Regions from separate parts of the Homo sapiens genome. Here region 1 is linked to region 2. A link is a contact called in ENCODE Hi-C or POLR2A ChIA-PET data. All regions are on one chromosome and are shown on one strand. Each heading gives the region's core, a stretch centred on a gene start or an enhancer-like site at or near the end of the contact. The rest is flanking DNA. Distances are from core to core; before and after follow the strand shown.

Region 1 (7,594 bases), core at 4,858-7,357, 60 kb after region 2:
CTAGTCTTACACTGTGACTGGAGCAGCCCAGGATACTTATGCCAAAACAAGTAATTAACACTAAAAAAGAAGAGGAGGAAGAAAAAGAAGAAGGAGGCAAAGGGAGACAGCCTCTTGTTTCATGCCATACAATAACCATTATTCATTTCTATTACTCCATGTTTAATCTTCATGTAAGAGAGGTTCTATAGCTTGATTGGAGTCATACAGGTAGTGAGAATTAAGGCTGGGATTTAAATCTAACTCTGTCTCACCCTTTCCCTCAGGTTATCCTGCCCACCTCAGGCTTTCCAGTGGTATTCTCTTACTACTTAATCTCTGAACATAACATGCTCTTTCACATCTCTTTGTATCTATCATTCCTGCCTGGCAGTCCCTATTCATCCACTGCAAAGGTTGCTTCTCATGTGAAGCTTCTCTCAATTCCCACAAATGTGTTTGATTGTCTTCTCTGTCCTTCCATAATAGCCACATGAATCTCTGCTGCAATGTTTTATTCATTCATCATCCATTCATTCATCTATTCAACTGTTAAATACTGGACATATAAAAGCCTACAGGACAGACATAGTACTCATCCTCAGAGGAGATTATGACTAGAGAGGATTAATTAGCAAAGTAACCAATATCTTTAAGAAATTTCTTTATTAAATCTCTTTTGACTCATTTGTTCATTCATTTGGCCATTCGACAAGTGCGTACTATGCTGACAGAGGCCTGATAAACTATTGACACATTTTGGAAAATGCAAATTTACTCATGTTTTAAGTCTGGGAGCATGAAGTGGGAGAAGTAAGAGATGAAACTGAAGAGAAAGGCATAAACAAGATCATGGTGACCCCTATGGGTCTTACAAAAGAACTGGGACTTTCTCTTCAGGCATCAGTAAGGCATTGAATGCCTGAAATGGTCAGATATTTATTCTAGTAAAATTACTATGGAGGCAATGTCAAGACTAAATTTGAAGGGTACAGGCTACAAACAGGAAGACTACTTAGTTTTTGCAAAAAAAAAAAAAGTTTCTGAAGTGAGGTGGAATAAATGAAATGGAGAACAGAAGAGGAATTCATGGTTAGAAATTAGAATTTCTGATTAATTAGAACTAGGGGAAGAAATGGAGCAACATAGGCTGACTCATAAATTTCAGACTGTGGATTTCAAACTCATGACGCTTTGCTGAATTACTGAGACAGAGATGAGGTCCTGCCCATTGTATCCTCCATTGCCTTATGCTTCTCTGCAAGATGAGTAAGCTCATTTCTTCTGACACCTACTTGGTGTTTTTGTTGATTGACTTTGGGTAAAAGTGGCAACTGAAGAGAATATTGGATTTGGAATCAGGAGATGAGGCTTTGGAACAAGATCTGCCACAGATATTTTCTACACACTTAGAGAAAGCTTGTGTCTTCCCTAGACCTGTTTCTCATCTGGAAAAGGAAAGAGTTTATCTAAGCTAGGATATTTTGGTTCCCTCTCAGTTCAGTGATTCTAGGATTCTGCTTGGCAGCAGTTGCTTTGTGGTTGAATGCAGTTCTCAAAAGCCAAACATGCGTTTTGTACAAGCAACCTAACTTTAGCAGCAAGGAAGCCATTTACTGGGATTTGACTTCACATTTTCTTTGTACTTCTCATGCATCTGGTAATTTCCATTGACTTCAAGTTTCGAAGCTTGTCCTGACACCCATTCTATTCTCCTGCAAGTCATAACTGACCCGTAGGTTCTGGGTAAATCCTATCCTATGTCTTTCTTTGATCCCCCCCCACCCTGATCTTTATATTTCTATCAAAAAGTCAGCAGAGTTCAGTTAACAGATAACTTTTTCTCTACCCCTGAGAATGATTATATATGGGCCAAAATACAGCACTTTTAGCCCTATCATCACATGAAACACTCCTTCCTGACCCACTGTGTTCTTTCACAAAAGCTAAGCTCCTTTCTGCACCATGGTTTCAGAAGTGTCTGCCCCCTAATATTTTAAACTGTGCTTTCTCAGATGAGTCACCAATTTAACTCTTGCCTTCATCTTTCTTATTCAGATTTTAGCTAATATTCCAGCTGAAAATTCTTTGAGCGTATTCAAGTTAGTCCTTTCAAAAAAGCAATCAAATACAGTCCATAGAATTTTACAAGTAGTTTAATAAAGGTGTCCATACACCCTGGGATCCTTGCCAGTCACTGGCTCCAGCTGAATACTCAGGGATTTTCCTTTGTTTGTTTCTCTTCTGCCCATTCATTTTCCATGCTGTAATCTTTGGGTTGGATGTGGAAAAGAGCCTTGCCACTTATGGAAGACTTCGTTATTTCATGAAAACTAAGCTATCAAACTTTGTTTTTTGAGATAGGGTCTCACTCTGTCCCCCAGCCTGGAGTGTAGTGCTGTGATCACGGCTCACTGCAGCCTCCACCTCCTGGGCTCAAGCAATCCTCCTTCCTCAGCCTCCCAAGTAGCTGGAACTACAGGCACACACCACCATGCCCAGCTAATCTTTCCTTCTTGCTTTCTTACCCTTCTTTCCTTCCTTCCTCTCTTTTCTTTTCTCTTCTTTTCTATGTATTTTTTGTAGAGACAGGGTTTCACCATGTTACCCAGGCTGGTCTCAAGCTTCTGGACTCAAGCAATCCACCTGCCCTGCCTCCCAAAGTGCTGGGATTACAGGCATGAGCCACCATGCCCAGCCTATTAAACTTTTTGTAGGAGATGGCCAAGAGCTGAACCTCTTCCTTCTGGATTGCAGGTACTGGGAAGGTAGAAATGCAGGCTGGTTGCTGGTCACCTCCCAACCCGGGAGGGAAGCAGAGGAGGAATTCAGATTCCTAAAGTCAGGAGAAAATAAGAATAAAAGGGCATCCATCATTAGCTTAAAATACAAGGGACTACCTACCTCTGAATAATTTGAAGGTTAAATCATTGAAGACAGTCCATAAAATAATTGAAATAACACAATAGTGGGAGTTAGGAAACCTGGTTGTTTTTCTAAGTGTAGTTCGACCTTTGTCACTCTAGACTACTTACTCTCTTTGGACCTCAACCTTCTCAACCTTATATAGGGAAAATTAAGTAGATTTCACAAATATCTTTTTTTTTATTTTTTTTATTTTTTTTTGAGATGGAGTCTCACACTGTCGCCCAGGCTGGAGTGCAGTGGCATGATTTCTGCTCACTGCAACCTCCGCCTCCCAGGTTCAAGCGATTCTCCTGCCTCAGACTCCCGAGTAGCTGGAATTAGAGGCATGCGCCACCATGCCCGGCTAATTTTTTGTATTTTTAGTAGAGACGGGGTTTCACCATGTTGGCCAGGCTGGTCTCGAACTCCTGACCTTGTGATCTGCCTGCCTCGGCCTCCCAAAGTGCTGGGATTATAGGCATGAGCCACTGCGCCCGGCCCGATTTCACAAATATCTTTACAAGTTCTCATATGTTAATATATAAGTTAATATGATAACCTATAAGAGATCTCTATTTAACATTCACTTGTTACCATAGAAACTTGTAAATTATAGGAATATGCTTATCATTCCATTATTATAACTTAAAAATAAATTTTTTTGCATATTATTTGTCCCTCTCATTGGGTCATTGGTTTGTATAGGAAATAAGCCATTTCTTTTTCATCTCCATATCCTGATACTTAACATGGTTTCTGCATATAGTCCACACTTTTTATTCATTTGTAAGCAGCAAGAGAGGAAAACAATTGTCTTCATTTTTTGCAGTAACTAGTTGTAATTATAGAGTGTGTTTAATTTTGCATCTCTGCTTTCTCCACTTAGCGTATCATAAGTAATTTGCCATGTTTCAACATTGCATTCACAATTTTATGTTCCACTCAGTTAATGTGCCATGATTTACTATCCATTTCCCTAGTGGGAAATGGTTATAGTGCTAGAGTTTCTACTATTATTAAAATGAAAATGCAATAAATATGTGTCTGTATGTAACTTTTTCCTCTTGGGTTATTTCTTTAAGATACCTTCCCCTGGAATCAAAAGTTTATATTTAATTATTTATTTCTAGTGTTTTCTGGTGGGTTATATTAACATGCAGTTTTGCTGTATTTGATTATTTGTAGGTGTAAACTTGGCCATTGATATTTAATATTTTGTTCATATTCTATTGATGTTCATTGCTCAGCCTGCCAGCATAATCCTCTTCCCATTTATTTTTAAGCAATGTTAATACTTAAAAGACACGTATGTTGAATATATAGTCCCATGTTGTTATTTTTACTTTTTCTGTTTTTTTAGATTCCCTAAACTGTGAATCTTTATGTAGTTATATCTATCAGTCTTATCTTTTATAGTTTCTGTCTTTGCTTTTATTTAGAGAGTCCATCTTGACCTTAATAATCAGGTTAAACATACTTCTATCAGTTTACTATTTGTGTTTACTCTTTTCTATTCATACTCTTTAATCATTTCTGTCTTCTGTCTCTGATGGTTTCCTTAATAACTGGTATTTGCTTTAGATACAAATACAGTCATGCATCACTTAATGACAGAAACATGTTCTGAGAAATGTATCATTGTGCAAACATCATAGAGAGTCCTTACACATACCTAGACGGCATAGCCTACTACACACCTGCCTATAGGCTACAAGCCTGTACAGCAGGTTACTGTACTGAGTACTGTAGGCAATTGTAACACAATAGTATTTGTATATTTAAATATATCTAAACATGGAAAATGTACAGTAAAAATATATTATACTTTTATGGGACCACCATCATATATATAGTCCATTGTTGAGTGAACCGTCACTCTGAGGCACATGACATTATATACACATACATAGCTATTAACCTTTTGTCTATATTTTCAGTTTCTGATAGTTTTCTTTGATAGTTTTTGTATTGAACTTTTGATTCCAAATGTTAATGATTTTTTAAAAGATGGCATATGGTATGGTTCTTACTTTTTTTATTGAACTGCTATCAAGAGGTGATTATGTCACTTATAAATTATATTTCCTCTATTTCCCCCTTGTTCTGAAAAGCTTCCTTGATCATATATTAAGTGAGTCTGTATAGCTGGATCTATTTCTAGACTCTCCATTCTGTTATGCTGATCTATATGTCTATTTTTGTGCCCATAAATTCTGCATGTATTTGAGGAGACCTCAAATGTCCTCTCTTGAGTCTTTGTTTCTCCAGGCTAAACATTCCCTGTTCTTTCAATGGCTACCCTTCTATTTAGCATCCAAGTCCTCTCCCATCTGCCCTGGGGACCAGGGGCAGGCAACTGTGAGATAACTGACCAAGCCTCAGGGGACCCCAGAGTTCCCTCACTTGGGGAAAAAAATGTTACATAAAGGCAGCACCCAGGTGAAAAAGGGAGACTGATGAGCTCTTATGTGGAAATAACGGTTTTTGTCACAGAAAAGTACTTTTTTGTTTCTCATCTCTAATCTGACAGAATAGTTTACAATGGCTAAGGGTCTGTCAGGGTTCAAATCCCAACTCTACCATTTTCTTGTTGTGTAACCTTCTCGGTAAGCCTCATTCACCTCAACTGTAATATGACTATATAATGGTATCTACTTCATAAAACGGTTGTAAAGAAGAAGTGAGGTAATCCATGAACACATAGTGAGCACTTGATCATATAAGCTGTTGTTATTACTGCTAAAATATCGGTCATATAGATTTATTATTTTATTTAACATTTTGAGGTAGTTATTAATATACACAATTTAATGTTGAATGAACAGGATAAGAAAAACTCAGTAAATTTCCCTTCCCAGCTAGTAGATGTGCTTCAGCAAGTATCTCACCTTGTTTGTCTAATGAGAAGGCCCGGGTCTTTGCTGTAGACAACACAACTCCACTGTGTGATGGAAGGCACTGATAACTGGCTCTTTGGATTCTGCCATGGTTACTAGGTGAAGCTCTAAATTCTTAGACAAAGGTAAATGTGAGGTTCAAACATAGGATTGTTTTGAGGTTTTCTTTTGGTTTCAACATGGAGGGACATTAGGTTAATGGGGAGACTCAATATGGTTTCATCCTTATTTGCAGATTAGCTGATGTGGAAACATGTCCCTTCAAACTGAGTATCACTTCACATAACTACTCCAAGTGAAAGTGACACAGGCCCAGAAGCATTTGTCATCCCCACAGGGTGCCAGAGGAAGCGGCACTTCCTCTCCTTCAGCACATGCTACCTGTGCTCTCAGAAGGCCCACGGCTGGGAGGGAGGCAGGTGGAGGAGGCCATACAACTTGCCAAGTCAAACACACCGGAAGGTCTAATTTTAGTCCCCCTAGCCTTGGCATTGTCTCTTTCAGCAAAGATATTTTTCATGCACTACAATAAAGTGCTTTGTTCCAGCCTTGCTGGATACTTCACAAAGGCCCAGCAAGGACAGCATAAGCCTAAATCAGAGCTGGAAACACATCAAACACAGGGACCTCACAGAAGAGGGTCAGCATTCCTCTCGTAACCTTTGGTAAATACGTTCTTTCCATCCAGCTTCCAAAACCCTAAGAAGGAACACTTGGTTGTGCTTCTCCTTCTACGCAACTCCTCTTCCTCCAGCTTCTTTTTTGTGAATCTTCTGTTGGCTCCTCATCAACAAGTGTGTTTTCTCCTTCATGCCAGGGATTTGAAAACCTACTCCCTCTTTTTGTCCCTGCCTAACAAAGCCCCCTTCTTTCTTTCTTTCTTTTTTTTTATTTTTTTTTTTGAGACGGAGTCTCGCTCTGTCGCCCAAGCTGGAGTGCAGTGGTGCAATCTTGGCTCACTGCAAGCTCCGCCTCCCGGGTTCATGCCATTCTCCTGCCTCAGCCTCCTGAGTAGCTGGGACTACAGGTGCCCGCCACCACGCCCGGCTAATTTTTTGTGTTTTTAGTAGGGACGGGGTTTCACTGTGTTATCCAGGATAGTGTCGATCTCCTGACCTCGTGATCCGCCCGCCTCGGCCTCCCAAAGTGCTGGGATTACAGGCGTGAGCCACCGCGCCTGGCCACAAAGCCCACTTCTTTCTATATAGTCTAGGTCTTGTTTTCTTTTCTGACATTGCCTGGAAAGTGCACTAGATTAAGAGTGAGAAACAATTTTACAATTTGCAAACTGGCTCCAGGGTTTGTTCTTACAATGACCTGGCAAATTCGTTGAGGCAGAAACTTTCACAGAACTTGTATAGATGAGAAAACTGAAGTGCAAAGAGGACACAGACTTTTGCAAAGGTCACACAGGAAAACACTGGCAAAGCTGAAACTGAAACCTAGCTCTGGTGCTTTAGGAAAGGTGTGGTCCAATGAACTTATCAAAGCACCGAAAACCCACACAGGCATTTGGGAGGGCCCTGGGATGAAAGAATCCTGGAAAAGGACCTCCTGTGGTGCTTTCAGTTAGAGCCACTCCCTTTACAAACAATGAATTAACAGCAGTCTTTTAGGATTCACAGGTAGATCAAAGACCTTTAGTTCTTAGGCTCATTCTATTTAGCTCTGGGTGATGAATATGGAGGAGAAGCTCAGGAGAACCCTGAGGTGACATCTCAGCACCTTGGAGAAGTTGTGATCGGGAGACACAGTGCTGGGAGTCAGAGTCCCTGACCATCAGAATCTGCTATGTCACCAAACCTCTCTGA
Region 2 (7,585 bases), core at 428-2,927:
TATTAGATTTTGAATACCAATTATACCAATTTGCTTTTTACACTTCAAAATGTTACAGCAGGTTAAAATACTATTATCTTTTTTATTTCCTGAAATACTTTTATGGAAATAAAAAATTTCTATAATGAAACTTTCAAAAGGGTTGTTCACATGAAAGACTTTTTGTGTAGTATTGTATCTCAACTGTAGAGTATTATCATTTTCTCCTTTACCATTTAGCCAAACAGTCGTTATTAAAGCTGTCTGACTACCTAATATTTCTCTTACGAGAAGCTTTGATTGTTCTTCATATGCATTGATGACTTTTGCACAGTGGTAATCTTCCTTGCTTAAAAGGTCTATTTCTAATAATAATAGCCAATTCCATTTTTCTTCAGTTTTTTTCATATTTTCACATTTAGTCTTGCAATTATTTATAATCCAACAATTTCCTCTATTTCTTCTCAAAATATGTCTAACGTTACAGTCCCAGTTTTGAGATTTTTCCAGCCTGGTAAGTACGTAACTGTCCAGACATTCTGCTTCCTCCCAATTTGCATTTTCTAGTATAGCGAAATTCTTTCTAGAGTCTCTTACATTACACTGGATACTACTGCAGTTACAGTAGTTTGAACTGATCAAGTCTTTTCTCTTACAAGTATTTTGGCTACTGAGTGATGGGTAGTCATTTTCATAACATTTGGAAAAAATGTTTTCCGCTTCTACAGTTTTTTTATCATTCTGTAACTTTTGCTTCTTAACATCAGGTCTATTTTGGGACCAGTAAATGTTTGTGAAATCCCTAACATATGCCTCTTTTTTGTCATTCTTTTTCTTCGCTATTTCCTTTAAATAGACAGAGGACATTTTGCTATTTAAGTCCATTGGAAACTGAGGGACACTTATTGTGCCGCTATCTCTAAAATAGCTAGGTTTGGCAATTTCCAAGCTGGGCTGGTTTTGAGATTTTGATATTTTTAGTACAGATGATGAAATGTTATTTTCTCTTTTATTTGATGGCACAACACTGTTAGCTTTACATCTGTTCTTAATTTCATGAAATGGTGATTTAGTTTCCTTGTAAAAGGTAACATCTAAAAATGGATTTTCTTTGTGAACATTGTCTCTTCCTTGGACAAACTGTTGTTTTCGATTCTCATTTCTAATTCCATGTATATCGTGTATAGAGGTGCTGGGCAGAAGTTGACTAACCCCTGCTTTGGAGCTATTACTGCGGTGCACACTGAAAGCCTCTCTGTCATGCAGGCCTGCCTCAGACCTTCCTGAAGCCCTCAAATCAGAATCAGGACTTTGTGAGGGGGGAGACTGCAAACAGCTACTCATTTGGAATTTGAGATTTGAGCATTTCAGATTACATATCTGCTTCCCACTGACTGATTTCTCCACACACGAGTCTGTGGAGTTATCGAAAATAGCATTCGTTGAAACAAGGAGTCCCTTGAAGGGTCTAGGGGACAACTCCCAGACTTTTTCCGCCTCAGACAAGCGAGGCACCAGAGGCAGTCGCCAGCCCGCCTTAAAGACACCTCCAGGCTCCTCAAGACAGAGCCGCTTGCTACTAGGTGGTTGGGAATCCGGGTCCTCAGGAGGCGTTAAAGAGGAGGTAGGCTTTCTGAGCTCGGCCATCCGCGGCGTGGGCTGAGGGAGAGACATGACAGCGAATGGAAAGGATCTGTCCGAGTCCCGGCGGGGCTCCAATCCCTTAATAGGCGGTTCCGGGCCGCTCTGGTCACGCCCCTGACCCGCCCCTCAAGACCTGGCCTTAGCCTAATCTCAGGGTTTGCCCCACCCCGAATCCGCCCCTCCACAGCCCCAGCCTCAGCCCCGCCCCGCCTCCCTCAGTCCCTCCTCTCCCTGCCCCCACCCACGCGCCCCGGTTGTCTCACCACTGAAGGTCGGAGCACCCTGGGCCGTTACATTGTCTATTTTTAGCGCCTTTTTCTAATGCCACGACTGTAGAGAGTCTAAATGCTTTTTTCCCTGTGGTAGAACGAAGGGGAAAAGTTAGAACCTCTCACTTAAAAAAAAAAAATTTGTGAATGGTAACAACTTTATTTTCTAAATTCTAAAATTTTGTTTACCTCAGAAACGGCATCTCCACAACGGCTCGAGTGACTCTCCAGTAAAATCGTGTAGTTCTGTCAGCACCAGACCAAATCTCTCTGTGTATGGAAAAACTTTTTAATCCTTCCAGCGTCACTTAAGATCATATTAATATTTCCACTTCACTAATAAAGTGTGTTTGGGGGAAAAAAGCCACCAGTACTTACCAGTCTATCTGAGGAAAAAATGTGTGGAAATTATTATCCGGATAATTATTATTCTTCACTTAAGACTAAAAAAAAAATAGTTTACTATGTGCTGTGGGGATTTCTTCTCAAATATTGTGGATAAAATTATTTAGAGATAAAATATTATATGTTTGAACTACCCCATTTAGTGTAAACATAATAATACAGGTCTGACTCATACCTACTAACAAATTTTTAGACGCTATTTCTTGTTTTTTTTTTTCCTGCTTTGAGAATCATTTATGATTTCCAGTCAATTCTGGTTTTTGTGAATTCTATAATCATTAAGAAGAAAATGTTTTTCAAAATGTTTATTATTATTATATACATGTTTCTTAAGAAACATGTAACTGGTGCTCAGTAATAAACACCTCGATTCCCTTGGTGGTTGTTTCAAGCTTGGTATGTTTTATATTACATTTTATGCTAAAATTTATAATAACTACAATAACATGCAACCAGAATCCTAACTTCAGAACCCTCCCATGGCATAGATGGCAATATATAACTAGCCTTCTACTTTAGGTAATAAGATGTTCACCAGTTTCATGTTTTTTAAATACTCTTAGATACATTGTGATTACTTCAGTGTAAATTCCTCTAGAGAAATGTTTACTTAAGTTTGTAGAAAGCCTTGCAGCAGAAGCACTTCATTAACACTATAAATAAGAATGTGGCAGTGGTTCAGATTCCACATCAGTGAATTCTCCAAGTTCTACTTCTGTGTATCTTATGTTCTATTGCTTTTCTATCCCAGATTTTCCACAAATCTATATTCTTTTCTAATCCATTCTGTTTTAGCCCATAAGGGGTGACTTGTATAGCTAAGGTGTATATAATTGGTGCGCTAGTGTGATATTAGGACCAAGACTTTTTAAATCTGTAAAGTAAATGCCATTGATTGTGATTTCTAGTCTAGATTGATCTGTAACTTGATATTTGATTATTTCTTCATCTTGCTAGTTTGCCCAAGAGCACATTATTTTTTATATCTCCATCACATCATTATTTAACAACTCTACATTGTTTAAGGATTAAAATTCAAATAAAACCCAGAAGTATTACATGTAACTCAACAATTGTTTGACTCCAAGATACAGAAATGTATAGTTATTTTCTCCATCCTGAAGAAACTTACAGCCATAAAGACCAAAAAAAGAGTCTTTTCTTGCATTTACTTATTTAAACATTATACTAATGGCCACTGCCATTTCAAACAATGGCTATTGAAACCACTATTTATGTGGGTTTTTTCCTTTGTTTTTTTAAATGCCACCTAGAAAATGAACCAGTTATAAGTGAGAAATGCAAAAAATTATGTCTTCAACTCATCATAATCAAAATATAAATAAGACTTGTCTGAATCTTACTGATGCCTCAAAGCCCATTTCAAATGTCATATTTTTCTATATCACTTTACCCAACCCTTCCTTTGAAGTTCTTACCTTCCTTAGTAACAGTAAACTGAGCTTTAAAGACAGCATCTATCTGATTTCTTTTAGCGTGGTGTCTTCTTATAGTTCAACTCTGAATGAATAAAAGGATTAATGAGTTCATGAGATAAACCCCATACTGAAGATATGACACAATCTCCTATTAGAGTTAAATCAGAAATTTACTCAATATCAATATCAAGTCTAATGTCCTTAAGCATAGTATGTCACATCCTCACTACTAGGTCCTACTTAACTCTTTCAGCTTCTTTTTTTTTTTTTAAACAATTTGCCCCCATGCTGCCTACACCAGAATGTTTATTTTCTTGCTCTTTTATGTATGTTCTCAAAGCCCTTCATTTCTCCTCCTGGCAAATTCTTATTAAGCCTTAAATGGCCCTACTCAAAAGTTACCTCTACGGTGAAAGCTTCTCTTCCTCCTCCCTGCTGTAGCCAATCCCTGGGCAGAATTACTTGCATCGTCATCTGTTTCCTATAGCAATTTATTTCTAACTGTAGAACACTTAAAATGTCTTTATTGTATTGAGTTGTTTATATGTCCCCTCCACTAGGCTCCATTAATCAGGACAAGGATTTATTAATTTTTGTATCCCCAGTGCCTCTAAGTACCTCAGTTAATTAGAAGAAATGAAATGACTCCATGGTTAATACTCATTTACCAACTCAAATGGATTCATGGTGTCTTGAAAGTGCCTTAAGTTTCTTGTTTTTGTGTTATTTTGCTTTAGTTTTATACATTAGAGACTTGCTTTTATAATCATGTTGAAATACATTTAACATGAAAACTATGCTGAGCTATAACACCATAGGAGTTCAAAATGGACTTCAAATATTAGTGGTTTTAGCATCATTTGTGTTTCATGGTAGAACCAGAAATATGACAAGACAGTTTTTCCCTTTTACTTCTTTTAATAAATCATGTAAGAAGTGAATAAATATGCTAAATCTAAAAGTTTGTTTCAAACTGAAAGATAATAAAATATATTTCAAACAGTTAAAAGAACCACTAACAAAAATATTTAAATACAGCAGTTAGAAAGGAAAACATCATCACTTACTAAAAATATTTAAAATAAATATGGCTATAAATAACACAAATAGCACTTTTCATCAAGTCAATGATAAGCACTAGGGGAAAATAAGAAAATCAGGATACTGTGTACATTTATTTGCATATAAGATTAAGTTTTTATCAGCGCAATAATGGTAATTTGTAACATAAATAACATCTTAAATGTGATAACATATGTGCAAATGCTTTAAACTATAAACCACCTTTTTGTCCTCAATGTTCATTAATGACATCATAATCTATCCAGTCTCCTAAACTAAAACTCTTATATTATCCTTAACTTTTTCTCTTTTTTTGTTTTACTACTTCCCAAAATGCATCCCCTACATAGACATTCATCAAATCTTGTTGATTTTACATCAAATATGACCCTGAAATTAATCCCCCTTTTATCCATAATGTATCATCTTTATTTCAATCTCTCGTTATCTCTTTCTGAGAATATTGTAATAAACCAGTCTTCATTTTACTAGTCTCTTCTCAACTTCTGCCCAATACCATTACAAAAGTTTTTTTCTTAATAGAATATTAATCATTTTGTTACTTTCTTAAGAACTTCTTTTAACCTTTGATGCCCTTCAGAATAAAATACAAACTTTAATTTGACATAGAAAGTTCCTCATAGTTCAGTTCTAAACTGTTTTTTTCAGCTTCCACATCTACTCCCACAACACAACTTACTTTCCTGCAGCACTTAACTTCTTGCCATCCCTTAAATGTATAAAGCCCTTCGCAGTTTCAGTCTAGGCCATATGCTGCTTCGTTTGCTTAAAGCATAGTGGCAGGTCTTACTTAGGAAAGTTTTCTGCAGTGATCCAAAGTTTACAGTCATCTTTAGACCCCTACAGTTTTATTTGCTAACCTTTTTTTTAACTTCTAAATTTCTCCGCATTATTATGTTATTATATTTTCTGCTTACTTAGCTAATTAGAAATAACCTTTTTCCTGAGCTCTAAGTATTGGAAAAACAGGTGGAATGTTCCACTATTTACAACATCCATTTGATACTCTAATAAATTTCAGTAACAATTTAAGAACCCTGTCGCTGAAATAAAGCAAGAGTTTGTTTTTTATTAGAATCCGTGCAATTGCAAATAACACCTTTTTTAAAAACAATTACGAGTTCTTTCCAATTAGACTTTTGTAAAAATCTTTTCAAGGTTTTGAGAGGACAAAATGTCTTTTTTTAATCATATAAACTTAAAATACTTAGATTACTTCCTCCTTTTGTAGTTTTTTCCTGAGTTTAGTCACATAAATATTTAGTTGGACATGGCAAATTTATATAGCTATCTTTTACTTAAAATTTTCAAGGAATTACATATATTGACATTAAATAAAAAATACATTTAACATGAAAACTATGCTGAACATAATTTAATTTTATATCCTGAAAGAAATATTGAATAGTAGTTGGAGGAGTAGAGTCGAATCAAACTAAGTTTTTGAATCTATAGTCCACTCATTCCTTGATGTGTAATATGAGCAAATTATTTAGTTTTTCTGAGACACAGCTTCCCATAAATGGGAATTAAAAAATAGAACCTACCTCATAGATTGCTGGGTAAAGTAAATGAAATACAGTATATAAAGCATTTAGAAGAGTCCTGGGCACCCAGTCAATGTCCATTTAAAAACATTTTTAATTACAATAATTATTATCAAACTCATAGTGTGCTGAGCTGGCTCTTACAGATTCAGAAGAGTTGATTGTTAGCATCTCTTCCCAACTGTGTATTTCAGTAACTTCACGTGGGTAGTTTGGAAGTATTTACATCACTGTAAATGGCTCATAATGGAAGTATTTATATCACTGAAATCAGCATATGCTACAGATCAGAGCTTTTTTTTCTAGAAAACCAGTTGTTAACAGTTACCAGCATAGTACAGCATCAAACTCTGTCTTATGTTTCAATAGTAATTTATATTATTCATACTATCTAAGTCAATTCTTACTACAAGCTTATAGCTGTAGTGAGCCAGGCAGTTTGTCTAGCTAATATCAAAGTCAAGCAATTCAATAGACTCTATATTTGATGCCAGGACATATGCAAAAACCTCATTTAAAAATAAAAGAAGCTCGTTGTAGTTAGTTTTCATCTCATTTGATAGTTCTTTATGAGTGGAAAGTCCAAAACTTAACATATACAAAAAAGTAGCTATTTAATATTTTAAGTTTGTTTATAGTTTCGTGATTTCAGAATGCACATAGGTTCTGTTCACAGGAAAACAATGGATCAAAAGAATACTCCCTCTATCATTATCTAGGACAGAGTATAGCCACTGCCTACTATCAATGAATAATCATTGAATCATAATATAATCTTCAAAGTACTTTTAAGTGGATGCTGTCATGTGATGATTTAACTCTCCTTTGATTTGCTGAACATCTATTATGTGCAAGGATCTGTGCCTGATGCTGAATGAAATATTTTGACATGTAAGATTTAATCCTTGTCTCTAAAGAATGCATTCTAACAAGAAATATGCATATAAAAGGATAACCAACAATACATTGCCGAATCAGGCTGTTCACAACTTTGTCCTAGCTATTTTTCAGCCTTATCTTCAGCCACTTCACTCTCCTCTCCTGTGCCTCTCACAATTTGCCACACAAAACTACTTGCAATTTCCAAACATTCATGTGTTTTGTTGTTTTGTTGTTCAGTTCAAAAGACATTTATTGAGCATCTATTATTCAGCAAGCATTGCGTTAAGTATCAGGAATCCAAAATAATACACAGTCTTTTTCCCAGAAATTTAGAGTA

Evidence for each region. Hi-C counts contacts between places; a loop is a spot of excess contacts on that map. ChIA-PET counts read pairs that join two places held with the same protein, here RNA polymerase II (POLR2A). Pooled maps may share reads with other maps.
Region 1: a loop to region 2 is called in a map of Right ventricle myocardium inferior, with 2.5 times the contacts of the local background. The contact joins the enhancer-like site here to the promoter of RAD51AP2 in region 2. A Hi-C loop is called at or near these places in 1 of 168 maps with a recorded cell type or tissue (Right ventricle myocardium inferior), 3 of 37 single-sample maps with no recorded cell type and 4 of 50 pooled maps. POLR2A ChIA-PET finds 5 or more read pairs at or near these places in 2 of 52 experiments (MCF 10A and common myeloid progenitor, CD34-positive).

What each region holds. Positions count from the first base shown.
Region 1 is chr2:17,572,449-17,580,042 of GRCh38, forward strand. All of the region lies in intron 1 of VSNL1 (visinin like 1), which reads left to right. Among named protein-coding and RNA genes, the nearest start is that of VSNL1, 36 kb to the left of the region's middle. RefSeq lists an enhancer at 7,128-7,594. Within about 2 kb of position 6,108, at least 5 of the 41 ENCODE cell types and tissues checked have a DNase peak (open chromatin) inside an H3K27ac peak, as active enhancers do.
Region 2 is chr2:17,516,763-17,524,347 of GRCh38, forward strand. It overlaps RAD51AP2 (RAD51 associated protein 2), which reads right to left and starts at 1,678. Exons shown (of 3, transcript NM_001099218.3): 1 at 1-1,678. The coding sequence starts at 1,653. RefSeq lists enhancers at 1,206-2,405, 1,390-1,939 and a silencer at 1,701-1,950.